Linked DNA regions of Homo sapiens: region 2 is linked to region 1. Evidence: chromatin loops called from intact Hi-C (ENCODE). Cell type or tissue: PC-9. All regions are shown on one strand. Links, peaks and the distances in the headings refer to the core of each region. The heading gives the core; the rest is flanking DNA.

The links. A loop is a pair of places that touch in the nucleus more often than their neighbours do. Peaks named below come from ENCODE experiments on the same cell type or tissue, not always from the same donor. Only the 100,000 strongest peaks of a DNase experiment are listed, where the experiment ranks them.
Region 2: it touches region 1 in a loop (9-fold over the local background); 2 of 110 quality-filtered maps call a loop at or near these places.

What each region holds. Positions count from the first base shown.
Region 1 is chr11:103,920,011-103,928,012 of GRCh38, forward strand. PDGFD (platelet derived growth factor D) reads right to left here. Exons shown (of 7, transcript NM_025208.5): 6 at 6,902-7,116. Among named protein-coding and RNA genes, the nearest start is that of PDGFDDN, 17 kb to the left of the region's middle. In PC-9, for the core only: no CTCF peak of the experiment used is centred there; DNase peaks (open chromatin) are centred at 3,001 and 3,661; H3K27ac peaks cover 2,500 bases.
Region 2 is chr11:103,736,244-103,744,245 of GRCh38, forward strand. No RefSeq gene overlaps it. Among named protein-coding and RNA genes, the nearest start is that of MIR4693, 110 kb to the right of the region's middle. RefSeq lists an enhancer at 2,929-3,474. In PC-9, for the core only: no CTCF peak of the experiment used is centred there; no DNase peak of the experiment used is centred there; H3K4me3 peaks cover 923 bases.

The DNA of each region.
Region 1 (8,002 bases), core at 2,107-4,606:
TTCCTCCCTGAGTAATTACTCAACCTGCAGGCAATAATCACAGCAGTGGCTGGCATTGTAACAGAAGGACTGATATCAAGTCCCAAGACACAGTACTCAGTTAAAAAGACATAAATGACAAACAGCTCAACAGTGTTATATTAAGAAGTTAAGCTTGAAGGTGACAAAAAGCTGGGTTATAGTGGGAGTTTATAACATGCTCATGAATTTTGAAAATGCAATCATGATATCTGTGCATATTTACTTCAAATAGATGCGTTCTGTGAGACTCTAGGGTTACTATGAGGTGTACTCAGTTGCAGTTTTAACTTTACAGAACTAAATAGTTAAATGATTTTGACAGCACCTTAGAGGATTATTGACTACATGTTCAGCCTACCAATTGCAGAAAACATAATGGAAAGCCTGGGTGGGCACTACATTTCAGAGCATGGCATTAGCATTGGGTATCACTCATGACACAGATGGGCCTTGTCTGCTTGGGGAGTACCTTGCCCCATGTGGCAAGTTTGCCGCTTTGGCAGGAAGGCCTGATGTGAAGCTAGATTGAGAAGGGAGAAGGTGTGCAGTTTGTAATACTTAAACAAGGAGTTCACTAACTTGTAAGTGAGTCATCAGGGAAGAAATGTAATCAGAACTGAGAAAGCCAGACCAGGCTCTCATCTAATTCCACCCACATCTGTCTTGTACTTTATAGTCTTCAGATGCCTTCATTCACCCAGTATCCCCAGGTGGTAAGAAGCACATGTGTTATCATTGCCATTGTCAAGATGAGTGAATTAACTTTTTTATAAGCAGTCTATAAACATTTACTGTTCTGGATCATATCTTTATTCTTTTTGCATTTACCTAGCATTTCAACCACCAATTTGTTTTTATTCCTTACACAATTTCATTAAGATTTTGGGGGCAGGATAAAGTGTAACAACAGATAATGAATATGATGTAATTTCAGGTTTGCCTGGGAACTCAAAATTGTAGGTTATTATGGGGATTAAGTGAGGAAACCTGAGGCCCTGGGAAGTTTTAAGTGGCTGGTCCTCAGTTGCCCCTCCATGTGGCAAAGCTGGAACCAGAACCCACATCTTTTCTAGTCCTGCAAGTTTTCTGCTCTATTGCCCTCTCTTGGTAGGAAAACATCACAGACCATGAGGCTTCACTTAAAGGTGGAGAAAGGACAAGAGGCAGAGAGACTCCACAAGTTCTAGCTATGAGGTTTCCAAAAAAATAACAGAAAAGAGATTTTCTTGACTTTTATTATGGTTAGGTATAATCATGACCCAAAAACTCCCTCCCTATTGCTAGAGAAGGAAAACTCCTTGCGCGAAATTTATTTTCTGTTTCTTTGGTCTCAATTTGAAAATTTAGGTACTTTTTTTTCAATAACAGACGTTTCAAACATGTAAAAACAAAGTACTATTCTTTTACCTCAAATCTGAAGGTCAACAGTGTATTACTCTAACCTCATATTTCATGTATAAATACAGATGCTCGTTGACTTATGATGGGGCTATATCCTGATAAACCCATTGGAGGTTAAAAATATTTTAAGTTGAAAATGCATTAATACCCCCCCATAAACCCACTGAAAAGTAAAAAAAAAAAAAATCTAAATCTAACCATCATTGAGGATAATCTGTACCAATTTATTAATACATCTCCTAACTCTTAAACTGTGATAAAATGCAAATGTTTAATACAAAATTCTACCTTAGAACAAGAAGAAGTCATTTTTTTTTCATTTTGTCTAGATGTCTAAGTGATTCTAGATGCTATAAATGTGCCAGAATCAGAGATAGGTATAGGCTTGTGCCATTCAACAAGGTAGTCACGGCCTTGTGTGGTAATTTAAATTTCAATTAGTTAAAACTAAATAAAATTAAAAATTTAGTTTCTATTTGTGCTACACACATTTCAAGTGCCCAACAGCCACATGTTGCTAGTGACTACCATATGGAACATTGCAAATATAGGTTATTCCTATCACTACAGGAAGATCTATTAGACAGTGCAGGTGGTTAGGTCAAGCATCCTGAGAAAATTATGAGAGGAAGAACAGAGGAAATTAACATCTATCTTTATCTCTTTGATGCTTCCTATGTTTTTGGCTGTTGACTAAATGGATACAGCCAGGGCACCAAATCATGAAAAACAGTTGAGTAATAATTTAATAGGTCACTATACTTTTAGGAAATATCCTCTTCCTTCATTATACACTATCAAGAGAAGAGAACTGAAATAATAGTTTCTTCTAATTGTCTACACAATACGTTTTTCTGGAATCCTCCCTTTAACAAAAATCACTACCCAAATTATCTTTTATATTCTATGATGGGGTTCAGGACACTGTACTCCCAAATGTTTTAAGCTGAAGGAATTTGAGAAAACAAGAAAAGCAGAAAGATCACTCTGACCTTCCCCTCACCCTCCATCCTGAAGGAAGTCATAAAACCTAGGATTTTCTGACCTTCCCATGTAGCAAGTCATAAGACCCTCATGCGAGAGGTGCCCCTGTTATACCCAGAAGAAAGAAGAATTCCCCCCCGCCTTTTTGTTTGAGATGTGGTCTTACTCTGTCACCCAGGCTAGAGTGCAGTTGCATGATCATGTTCTGCTGCAACCTTGAACTCCTGGGCTCAAGCAATTCTCCTGCCTCAGCCTCCCAAGTAGCTCAGACCACAGACACATCCTCCACACTTGGCTACTTAAAAATAATTCCTTTTTTTTATTATTTATTTATTTTTTTTTTAGAGATGGGGGGGTCTCGCTATGTTGACCCGGTTGATCTTGAACTCATAGCCTCAAGGGATCATCCCACCTTGGCCTCTCAAAGTGCTGAGATTACAGGCATGAGCCACTGCTCCTGGCCTAAGAATCCTTATCTCCAAAGACAAAGGTAGAACAAATAAGAATCTGAACAAACAGGCCTTGCTAATTTTCCCCAGTTTATTACCATTAGATCATACTCTGCCCTATCATATTTCTCCACAACTATCCACACTTTATCAAACTTACTGTAAAAAATTATCAGGTTGAACCACTTTTTTGGGTCTTCCTTACCAAGGCCTCTGTGTCACGTAAAACATATTCAATAAATGAGTACACTTTTCCTTTGTTATTCTGTCTTTTGTTATAGTGGCCTCAGCCATGAACCTAGGAAGGGTGGAAGAAAAGGTATTTTTCCTACTCTATATCTAGTATATTCCAAGAAGCATAGAATGATTGTTTAGAAAGAGGAAAAATACTTCAACAGGGTACCTACAAACTTTTGAGAGCAAGAAATAATAAAGACAGTCACATTTTACTGCACAGTGAAAACCGCTCAAAACCCTACAGGACAACTAATATGACCTGTGAAAAAAGCAATATTAGCTTCGTTAGAAGCTTTCCAGTTTCCCAGATTTAAATTCCTTAAGGTTGAGCACTGAAATATTTGTGGAGAATCACACAAGCCTGTTATGTGACAAGGTCTCATTACCCCCTTAAGGGTGCTCATCTTTCACAGAAACTCATTTCACATCTCATCAGTTGCAACCATGAGCTGGGGAAACTGGTTTCTCATTTCTCAGAGGTAAGAATACAGACACAGAATTCAGAATAAAGGACTAGAATTTTTCCCTAATGAGACTAGGCTCAAGCAACCCCCACTTCTGGAAATGGAATAAGCCTTTTGCTGTTTCCCACAGGGCACTTGACAGTGATAATTGTGACACATCTCAAAGGTATTTCAGGAGTCTCAGGGGCATATGACAGGAGTGTTTGTTCCAGGTAAGCAGTTACTGGCTGGTGATGGATGTTTATTTTTCCTTTCATCCAGCACTTGACAGAGTGATTTTATAGAGCTTTGCAGAGTTCTAGAAGTAAAAATATTAGGACACATGTCTTAAAGAGATGCTTTAGATACAGTTTCAAAGGATGCCAATGTTTCAAATCCACTCATGCGACTGAACAAAGAGATCAAGAGTTTTCCCCTCTACACATTAACTGAGAACAGAAATTTGCAAGTAATGGTTATTGTGTAGAGAGATAAGAAAGGAACTAAGAGGAGGAGGGTAGCCAGGCCTTCAGTGTTCTTCAAAACTAACTGGCTGGGAGGCAAGGGTCTTTGGGGGTCTATGGTTCACTCTGCTCTTCCCACAATAAGTAATTTTTTAAATCAAGCTAAAAATTCTATCTGAGCATAGAGTCAAGATAAAAATAAAGCACTCCACAAATACATCAAAGTCCTGACCTTGAATGTTCTTCCTCACAGTTACTACTAGGTAGAGACCTTGTCACTTCCTAGATTATTTTAACTATAACCTGATTACTGCATTCTGCATTTATCCTTGGGGTATGATTAAAGGTTATAAAATTCAGGTTCTTAGAAGTGAAGGACAACATCCAATCTAGAGTTCATCAGTTCATACAAAAATAAAACACAATGAACATAGATGATAGCATTCTCTAGATATGAGAACATTTTTTTTCCTTTGAAAACAGTGGGGTGGATCAAGCAATTCTTATGACTTAAGAAAATATGTTCCATGTAGGGCTAAAATAGTGTTTCCCTGTCTGAAGTAAGTATGGTCATGGTGGAACAATTTCCTACATTTTCCAAGTTGAAAATATCAATTATTACATACTCATTTTTGCTTAATCCAGAAGTTACCTCCTAACTTACTACGATTTTTGTGTTGTTTTCAGAATAGAAATCAAAACCAAAACACCACCACCACCACAAAAGCCTCCAAAAAACAGTTTTACAAAGCTGGAGATTTTGTTTAGAGAGAACTACCTATTCCTTTGTTGTGGTGGACACTTTTTAAAAATTATTATTATACTTTAAGTTGTGGGATACTTGTGCAGAACGTGCAGGTTTGTTACGTAGGTATACACGTGCCATGGTGGTTTGCTGCACCCTTTAACCCATCACCTACATTAGGTATTTCTCCTAATGCTATCCCTCCCCCAACCCCCAACCCACCGACAGCCCCCAGTGTGTGATGTTCCCTTCCCTGTGTCCCTGTGTTCAACTCTCACTTATGAGTGAGAACATGTGGTGGTTGGTTTTCTGTTCCTGTGTTAGTTTGCTGAGAATGATGGTTTCTAGCTTCATCCGTGTCTCTGCAAAGGACGTGAACTCATCCTTTTTTAAGGCTGCAAAGTATTCCATGGTGTATATGTGCCACATTTTCTTTATCCAGTCTATCACTGATGGGCATTTGGGTTGGTTCCAAGTCTTTGCTATTGTGAATAGTGCTGCAATAAACATATGTGTGCATGTGTCTTTATAGCAGAATGATCTATAATCATTTGGGTATATACCCAGTAATGGGATTGCTGTGGACACTGATGGAGAGCAACTCAAACAGTAATTCCTAACAATGATGTTTGCTTCATATTTTAGTTTATATTTTAAAACATATTTCTGCATGATGTTTAACATCTTGCAAAATATATTTCATATGCATTATTTTATTTGACCCTCAGAGCAACTCTGGAAGGGGTTATCTGATATATTAATTTTTCAGTCCTATTTAAATATGTGAAAACTGAGTCAAAACTTTAGTGACTTGCATGTGTTTCCACAATAATAAAGTAATTAGAGCTGCTGCCTATGTCACGGAAGAGCTCTAACTCCTCTTCAGTCTACTCTCTCTCTCTCTCTCTATGTGTGTGTGTCTGTGTATATATATATATATATATACACAGACACACACACACATATATATATATATATATATGTAATTTTTTTTTTGAGATGGAGTTTCTTTTACCCAGGCTGGAGTGCAATGGCGCGATCTCAGCTCACTGCAACCTCCGCCTCCCGGGTTCAAGTGATTCTCCCGCCTCAGCCTCCTGAGTAGCTGGGATTACAGGTGCCTGCCATCACGCCTGGCTAATTTTTGTATTTTTAGTAGAGACGGGGTTTTGCCATGTTGGCCACGCTGTTCTTGAACTCCTGACCTCAGGTGATCCACCCACCTCGGCCTCCCAAAGTGCTAGGATTACAGGCGTGAGCCACTGCGCCCGGCCTATCTTTTATGCTCAATAAAGTGCTATATATTACTAGTGATAAGAAAAACCATAGACCCTGGAACCAGTGGATTGGAGTTGGAGTCCTGGCTCTGTGATTTACTGACCAGGCCATGCTGGCCAACTTACTGATCCTCTTAGGGCTCAGTTTACTCACCTATAAAAAAAGAATAAAAATAGTGACATTTTTACAATATTGTTGATGGGGTGCTAAATGAGCTAATGATTACTTACAATAGTTTTTGTCAAGCAATAAATGCCATTGTTACTATTATTAAGGTTATTGTGCTCTTTAAGTTTTTGTTCCTCCTATATTCTTTTACTTTTGTCTATTTTTGCATAATCCAAGAGCTGATTCCCTGAGTAGCACTTAATAATAGTTAAAATAAACTGAGCATTTCCGGTTGAAACATACTTCATATTTAGAAAATAAAAAGATCTTTGACAATTTATATTTTGCTATCTTTATTGTGCCAAATTTATTAAATGATATAATTGAATTAAGGTTTTGCTTATGAGATTGTGCCGTCATATCCTGTAAATGAATAACATCATATTTCTCTTTTTTTCTGTCTTTCTGCAAGTAGGTCAAGCTCTGAAATTACTGTATCACATATTTGATTATATATTCTAACAATGTTGATGTTGATCCACATGGTGTATTGTTCAAATTAGAAAAAACAGTGCCTTCGTCAGGATAGGATTAACCTGTCATCAGGACACTTGGCTTGGCAAACCTAGTGTGGGTAGAATTTCTGCTCCTAATCAAACCCTGGCTGGGTGCCCTTGTGCAGTGAACAACCTGAACAACTGTATGCAATGGCCCTGTCTTCCTGAATCCTATAGATTAAGCATTGCAACAAGAAATCTAAGAATGACATACCTCATGATACTTTTTCACGGTTTTCCCTGAATTGCATGTGCAGGACCTCCAGTTGACAGTTCCACAGCCACAATTTCCTCCACAGCGCTGCACGAGGAGGCAACGTGGAAAGAAGACCACATTGGCCAACTTCAGCTCTTCTCTTATATTGACCGAGTAATTCCTGGGAGTGCAACTGTAACGCTTGGCATCATCATTGAGCCTATCCAGGTCAACTGTAAGCAAATACATGCACTGTGTAAGCAAACACAACAGTAAGCACAATTGCTCAGCATGTGTTTTGGGGAATAGAGTGGGAAGATTCTGTGAGGACAACTTTAATCCTGGGATTAAATCCATCCTCAGGCTCTCAATTACTGGGAACCTAAAGTAAAAGACCTAATTTCTCTCTTGATCCCATCTACCCTTTGAAAATAACAACAAAAACAAAACAAAACAAAAACCTTGGCTAAAATTCATGTCTTGGTTCAAATTTCCTTGCATCTTTTTTATGCAAAAAAAGTTCAGAGGAAAGAAAATGAAACATTTGGCAAATTAAAATAATTGCCTTTATCTTCAAAAAGACAAAATAAACTGCTTCTTCATTCTAAATAAATCCTGACTCTAAGCCATCACTTAAATATAATTTAAATTATATCTAGGACACATTAGAGACAACCACTGTATTATATTTACCTGGCAGTGAAATTTCACACATAAATGTAATAAAGAAAAGGGTTTTAGTTTTATTTTTAACTTCAAAGTTAATCAACATGTTAGAGAAAATGATTTTTTTGTGTGTGAATATGGTGCATATTTGTGCACTGGGTCCTAGATGGCAGTATAGCATAGTGGTTAAGTGCTTTGGAGCCGCAGTAAAGTTACAACTGCCTTCAATCACATCATGGCTATGTTTCCTTTTAGTTGGAAAGTTATTTAATGGCTCTGAACTTCTGCTTCCTCATCTATAACATGTAATCATTTGAAGAATTGAATGTAACGTGCCTGGCACTCAATGCCAGCTATTCTTACTAATCTTGATTCATCTGAATCTCCCCCTCTCACATTCTTTTCCTTTAAAGTCAAATGGACAAAATTTAAAAATATACTACGTCTTTCTCC
Region 2 (8,002 bases), core at 1,775-4,274, 180 kb before region 1:
TGTTCCCCTAGCTCCCTGCATTTGCATGAACATGCTAGTCAGTTCAGAATCCTGTGTTTATACCTTTCATTTGGTCAGAAAGATAAAAGATATAAAGAAAGTTTCCCTATTTCTCTTCCCAACTGGCTCCCTGTGTCTGAGTTCCAAGCCACAGCATGTGACAATGGGAAATCTTATCTGTTCCAGTTATTTGCTCTTTGTAGATCTAAAACAGTTTAAGTTATAACAGCATTCCCTAGGCCTTCAGCACAAATAATTCACACTTGCAACCACACTCACAGTTACCGCAGTGTGGTATCATAAAGACTTCAGTTCTGCAAGAGACACTAAATTTAATACCAGCCTTCAGGAGCCAAAAGCCATTGCTCAGTCCTTTGCAGAGAAACCGATTTAATTAAGATGTTTTATGTCCACTTTTACACTTTTAAATGTAGAAATCTAAACATCTATAATATTAAATAATTCTGTCTTTAGAAGCATATTTTTCTCAAAAAAAAAAAAAAAAAAACCAGACTGGCAGGTTTTCATTTACACAAAATATTCCAGCATCAAGAGCCTTCTCAATTAGTTGCCAGGCTTCACTTTGTCTCAGTAAATTAGCAGAATGTAAATGAGCCAAGGTCCATGAAAAATCTCCTCATTGATTGCTTCTCTTGGTTTTGCCTCAAACCCTTCAGGGCTCGAATATTTGACAGTACGCTTTCAACTTACACACTATTTGCATGAAACTGACAGAGCTTTAAAATTTTTTTTTTTAGTCAGAGTGCCTAGAAATGCTCACAATGCATTTTAACAAGTGATAGGCCAGTCTTTCTTCAGGAATATTTGCTTTGAAAGGGTAAGAAATAATTAGACTAGCATGTGCTATCTTTGGTGAGGGTTGGCAACTTAGAACTTGGGAGCTGTTGGCAGGCCCTGGCAGTCATTGTTGGTGTTGTGGGAAGCCTTTCCAGAAGTGTGTCCAAAAATTGTAAGTGGACTCGTTCTGACCTTTTCTGGCCCTGGTCCCACCCTGTTAAAACAAGGTTTTCAGGGTAGGATTCCAAAAGGCAGAGTTGAGGTAGGAAAGCGGGACAGGATGTCATGGAGTGGAAAAAAAAATCACCAATAGTCTAGGGAATTGGGACCTCATTTGAGTCCCGGTTCTGACACTATGTGACCTTGGACAAGCTACTATTCCTGACAACAGCTTCCCCTGGGCTGTGGTACAGAGAGATTGCATGTTGGAGCAATTCCTAGCACCCACCAGTTATAGCACTGTTACTTCTACAAAAGAAAACATATAGAAATGCAAGTAAAAGCTAGGTTCTTACAGAGATAACATGGAACGCACATAAATTTCTTTTTAGAAAAAAATTACTGGCAAATTTTGGTAGTTTATTATTAGTTATCCAATTATACATAACACCCCTGTAGCCCTGTGGCTGAGAGCCAATGATGTTTCACTCTCCAAATGTAATATTTAATTATTGGAAGACTTTTCTGAGAGTTACCTTGATACAGAGGTTTAACTAAAAAAGCAAAAGTTGAACTCTCTCATCTGTAAGTGGGAATCAGCAACAATGACTGCTCCATCCTCTAGGGTTTGCTGTGAGGAGCTATAGAATGTTGCTGAATATAAAGGGCTTTGTGTAAGTGGAAAGGGGGTATCCGTGCATAGATGCCTGGAATGCTGTGTGCAGGATTGGAGGCACCACAGAGAGAGCATGAAGGTATGTGGATTAACATCACGAGGCAGGATGGGAGAGACTCTTGCGGAGAGGCCCAGGGCCCACAGTTGCTGGCAGAGCTCCCAGCAGAAACCTTGGCATGCAGTAAGAGATCTGTAGGTATCCACTGAATGGATGAATGAGTGAATGTTTCAATGAGTAAGTGAATGAATGGTGGAACAAAACTACACAATAGGTTCTGGATTATGAGTTCCAAAACAATGGATTACATTGAAACTCCTATTTCACCCTTGAGCTCTGGTGCATGTGCTAGGTCTGAGAGGGATGGTTCCAGTGACAGATGTTTATGACCAGTCTCAGTAATAGGAAGCAGAGTGTAGAGATTTAGGGCAGGGGCTTTTACATCAGATTGCCTGGGTCCAAATCCCAGATCTACCATGAGCTATTTGAGATGCTCATCATTATCTCTAACACTTCTGTGCCTTAGTTTCTGTAATATGGGGAAGAAGATGGTAATGAAGATGATGAAGATGATGGTGACTACCTCATAATATTCTCATAAGGATTAAATGAGTCAGTACACACAAAGTGTTTAGACAGTGCTTGAAGTTCTCAAAAAATTTTAGTTATTGCATTTGGACAATGAAGTATCATTGGGACCTAACTGTTTGCACTATACTTATAAATATATATATACTACTTCTAAGCAGTTTCACTTGAACTTGAGTGGGAGTTCATGCCCTGGGGAATAAAAAGGCTTAGTATTTGAAGTCAGGGAAACAAAGCCTGAAAACTTGCTCTGATTCTTACTGAGTAAACTTGGACAAATAAATCATTTTTCCTTTTTGAGGCCCAATTCCCAACATGCAAAACAGGGAAAGTAATGATGATACCTTATATGGCTGTCATGAGGAGTAAATTAAATAATACATATGAAAGGGATTTATAAACCTTAAAGACTACTTAACAATTATTGTGGGAAGCAGCCAAGATGGCCAAAGAGGAACAGCTCCAGTCTACAGCTCCCAGCGTGAGCGACACAAAAGATGGGTGATTTCTGCATTTCCATCCTAGGTACCAGGTTCATCTCACTAGGGAGTGCCAGACAGTGGGCACAGGACAGTGGGTGCAGCATACCGTACACGAGCTGAAGCAGGGCGAGGCATTGCCTCACTCGGGAAGCACAAGGGGTCAGGAAGTTCCCTTTCCTAGTCAAAGAAAGGGGTGACAGAGGGCACCTGGAAAATGGGGTCACTCCCACCCGAATACTGCGCATTTCCGACGGGCTTAAAAAACGGTGCACCACGAGATTATATCCCGCACATGGCTGGGAAGGTCCTGGCAGCGAGACGCCCACGGAGTCTCCTGATGGCTAGCACAGCAGTCTGAGATCAAACTGCAAGGCAGCAGCGAGGCTGGGGGAGGGGTGCCCGCCATTTCCCAGGCTTGCTTAGGTAAACAAAGCAGCCAGGAAACTCGAACTGGGTGGAGCCCACCACAGCTCAAGGAGGCCTGCCTGCCTCTGTAGGCTCCACCTCTGGGGGCAGGGCACAGACAAACAAAAAGACAGCAGTAACCTCCGCAGACTTAAATGTCCCTGTCTGACAGCTTTGAAGAGAGCAGTGGTTCTCCCAGTACACAGCTGGAGATCTGAGAACGGGCAGAATGCCTCTTCAAGTGGGTCCCTGACCCCCCACCCCCGAGCAGCCTAACTGGGAGGCACCCCCCAGTAGGGGCAGACTGACACCTCACACGGCTAGGTAGTCCTCTGAGACAAAACTTCCAGAGGAAGGCTCCAATTAAAAGACACAGACTGGCAAATTGGATAAAGACTCAAGACCCATCAGTGTGCTCTATTCAGGAAACCCATCTCATGTGCAGAGACACATAGAGGCTCAAAATAAAAGGATGGAGGAAGATCTACCAAGCAAATGGAAAACAAAAAAAGGCAGGGGTTGCAATCCTAGTCTCTGATAAAACAGACTTTAAAACGACAAAGTTCAAAAGAGACAAAGAAGGCCATTACATAATGGTAAAGGGATCAATTCAACAAGAAGAGCTAACTATCCTAAATATATATGCACCCAATACAAGAGCACCCAGATTCATAAAGCAAGTCCTAAGAGACCCACAAAGAGTCTTAGACTGCCACACAATAATAATGGGAGACTTTAACACCCCACTGTCAATATTAGACGGATCAACGAGACAGAATGTTAACAAGGATACCCAGGAATTGAACTCAGCTCTGCACCCAGCGGACCTAATAGACATCTACAGAACTCTCCACCCCAAATCAACAGAATATACATTTTTTTCAGCACCACACCACACCTATTCCAAAATTGACCACATAGTTGGAAGTAAAGCTCTCCTCAGCAAATGTAAAAGAACAGAAATTATAACAAACTGTCTCTCAGACCACAGTGCAATCAAACTAGAACTCAGGATTAGGAAACTCACTCAAAACCACTCAACCACATGGAAACTGAACAACCTGCTCCTGAATGACTACTCGGTACATAATGAAATGAAGGCAGAAATAAAGATGTTCTTTGAAACCAATGAGAACAAAGATACAACATACCAGAATCTCTGGGACACATTCAAAGCAGTGTGTAGAGGCAAATTTATAGCACTAAATGCCCACAAGAGAAAGCAGGAAAGATCCAAAATTGACACCCTAACATCACAATTAAAAGAACTAGAAAAGCAAGAGCAAACACATTCAAAAGCTAGCAGAAGGCAAGAAATAACTAAAATCAGAGCAGAACTGAAGGAAATAGAGAAACAAAAAACCCTTCAAAAAATTAATGAATCCAGGAGCTGGTTTTTTGAAAGGATCAACAAAATTGATAGACCACTAGCAAGACTAATAAAGAAGAAAAGAGAGAAGAATCAAATAGACGCAATAAAAAATGATAAAGGGGATATCACCACCGATCCCACAGAAATACAAACTACCATCAGAGAATGCTACAAACACCTCTACACAAATAAACTAGAAAATCTAGAAGAAATGGATAAATTCCTCGACACACACACCCTCCCAAGACTAAACCAGGAAGAAGTTGAATCTCCGAATAGACCAATAACAGGCTCTGAAATTGTGGCAATAATCAATAGCTTACCAACAAAAAAGAGTCCAGGACCAGATGGATTCACAGCTGAATTGTACCTGAGGTACAAGGAGGAATTGGTACCATTCCTTCTGAAACTATTCCAATCAACAGAAAAAGAGGGAATCCTCCCTAACTCATTTTATGAGGCCAGCATCATCCTGATACCAAAGCCAGGCAGAGACACAACCAAAAAAGAGAATTTTATACCAATATCCTTGATGAACATTGATGCAAAAATCCTCAATAAAATACTGGCAAACCAAATCCAGGAGCACATCAAAAAGCGTATACACCATGATCAAGTGGGCTTCAACCCTGGGATGCAAGGCTGGTTCAATATACGCAAATCAATAAATGTAATCCAGCATATAAACAGAACCAAAGACAAAAACCACATGATTATCTCAATACATGCAGAAAAAGCCTTTGACAAAATTCAACAACCCTTCATGCTAAAAACTCTCAATAAATTAGGTATTGTTGGGATGTATCTCAAAATAATAAGAGCTATCTATGAAAAACCCACAGCCAATATCATACTGAATGGGCAAAAACTGGAAGCATTCCCTTTGAAAACTGGCACAAGACAGGGATGCCCTCTCTCACCACTCCTATTCAACATAGTGTTGGAAGCTCTGGCCAGGGCAATTAGGCAGGAGAAGGAAATAAAGGGTATTCAATTAGGAAAAGAGGAAGTCAAATTGTCCCTGTTTGCAGATGACATGATTGTATATCTAGAAAACCCCATTGTCTCAGCCCAAAATCTCCTTAAGCTGATAAGCAACTTCAGCAAAGTCTCAGGATACAAAATCAATGTACAAAAATCACAAGCACTCTTATACACCAATAACAGACAAACAGAGAGCCAAATCATGAGTGAACTCCCATTCACAATTGCTTCAAAGAGAATAAAATACCTAGGAATCCAACTTACAAGGGACACGAAGGACCTCTTCAAGGAGAACTACAAACCACTGCTCAATGAAATAAAAGAGGATACAAACAAATGGAAGAACATTCCATGCTCATGGGTAGGAAGAATCAATATCATGAAAATGGCCATACTGCCCAAGGTAATTTATAGATTCAATGCCATCCCCATCAAGCTACCAATTACTTTCTTCACAGAACTGGAAAAAACTACTGTAAAGTTCATATGGAACCAAAAAAGAGCTCTCATCGCCAAGTCAATCCTAAGCCAAAAGAACAAAGCTGGAGGCATCATGCTACCTGACTTCAAACTATACTACAAGGCTACAGTAACCAAAACAGCATGGTACAGGTACCAAAACAGAGATATAGAGCAATGGAACAGAACAGAGCCCTCAGAAATAATGCAGCATATCTACAACTATCAGATCTTTGACAAACCTAAGAAAAATAAGCAATGGGAAAAGGATTCCCTATTTAATAAATGGTGCTGGGAAAACTGGCTAGCCATATGTAGAAAGCTGAAACTGGATCCCTTCCTTATACCTTATACAAAAATTAATTCAAGATGGATTAAAGACTTAAACGTTAGACCTAAAACCATAAAAACCCTAGAAGAATACCTAGGCATTACCATTCAGGACATAGGCATGGGCAAGGACTTCATGTCTAAAACACCAAAAGCAATGGCAACAAAAGCCAAACTTGACAAATGGGATCTAATTAAACTAAATAGCTTCTGCACAGCAAAAGAAACTACCGTCAGAGTGAACAGGCAACCTACAAAATGGGAGAAAATTTTCGCAACCTACTCATCTGACAAAGGGCTAATATCCAGAATCTACAATGAACTCAAACAAATTTACAAGAAAAAAACAAACAACCCCATCAAAATGTGGGCGAAGGACATGAGCAGACACTTCTCAAAAGAAGACATTTATGCAGCCAAAAAACACATGAAAAAATGCTCGCCATCACTCGCCATCACTGGTTTGATTTGATGCAAATCAAAACCACAATGAGATACCATCTCACACCAGTTAGAATGGCAATCATTAAAAAGTCAGGAAACAACAGGTGCTGGAGAGGATGTGGAGAAATAGGAACACTTTTACACTGTTGGTGGGACTGTAAACTAGTTCAACCATTGTGGAAGTCAGTGTGGCGATTCCTCAGGGATCTAGAACTAGAAATACCATTTGATCCAGCCATCCCATTACTGGGTATATACCCAAAGGACTATAAATCATGCTGCTATAAAGTCACATGCGCACGTATGTTTATTGCGGCACTATTCACAATAGCAAAGACTTGGAACCAACCCAAGTGTCCAACAATGACAGACTGGATTAAGAAAATGTGGCACATATACAACATGGAATACTATAAAGCCATAAAAAATGATGAGTTCATGTCCTTTGTAGGGACATGGATGAAACTGGAAATCATCATTCTCAGTAAACTATTGCAAGAACAAAAAACCAAACACCGCATATTCTCACTCATAGGTGGGAATTGAACAATGAGAACACATGGACACAGGAAGGGGAACATCACACTCTGGGGACTGTTGTGGGGTGTGGGGAGTGGGGAGGGATAGCATTAGGAGATATACCTAATGCTAAATGACGAGTTAATGGGTGCAGCACACCAGTATGGCACACGTATACATATGTAACTAACCCGCACATTGTGCACGTGTACCCTAAAACTTAAAGTATAATAATAATAAAATAAAATAAAATAAAAACAAGGAAAAAAAACAATTATTGTACTATTTTTCCAAATTTGCTTAACATTTGTATAATGGTGAAAAATTTTTAAGTGTTTTTACATACATTGTTTCAGATAGATAACTCGTTACTTTAGTGTTGTCGTAATTACGTATTATGTAACACAAAGTAATAAATTACCCTAATATAATTATATTGTAGGTGGACAGGCTCAGTTAGGTGGTTCTTATTTAGAGTCTCAAATAGGTACAGTTAGAACTTGGCTGTGGCTTGAGGCATCTGAATATTCCACCAGGCAATATTACCAAGGTGGCTTCTTAGGACACATTTTTTTTTTGAATTCTTATTTTGGATTTACAGGGTACATGTGCAGGTTTGTCACATGAGTGTTTTGCATGATGCTGAGATTTAGGGTGTGGATGATCCTGTCACCAAGGTATTGAGCACAGTTCCCAGTGGATAATTTTTCAGCACACACCCCCTTCTCTTCCTACCCCTTATAGTAGTCCCGAGTTTCTATAGTTCCCATCTTTATGTCCATGTGTAC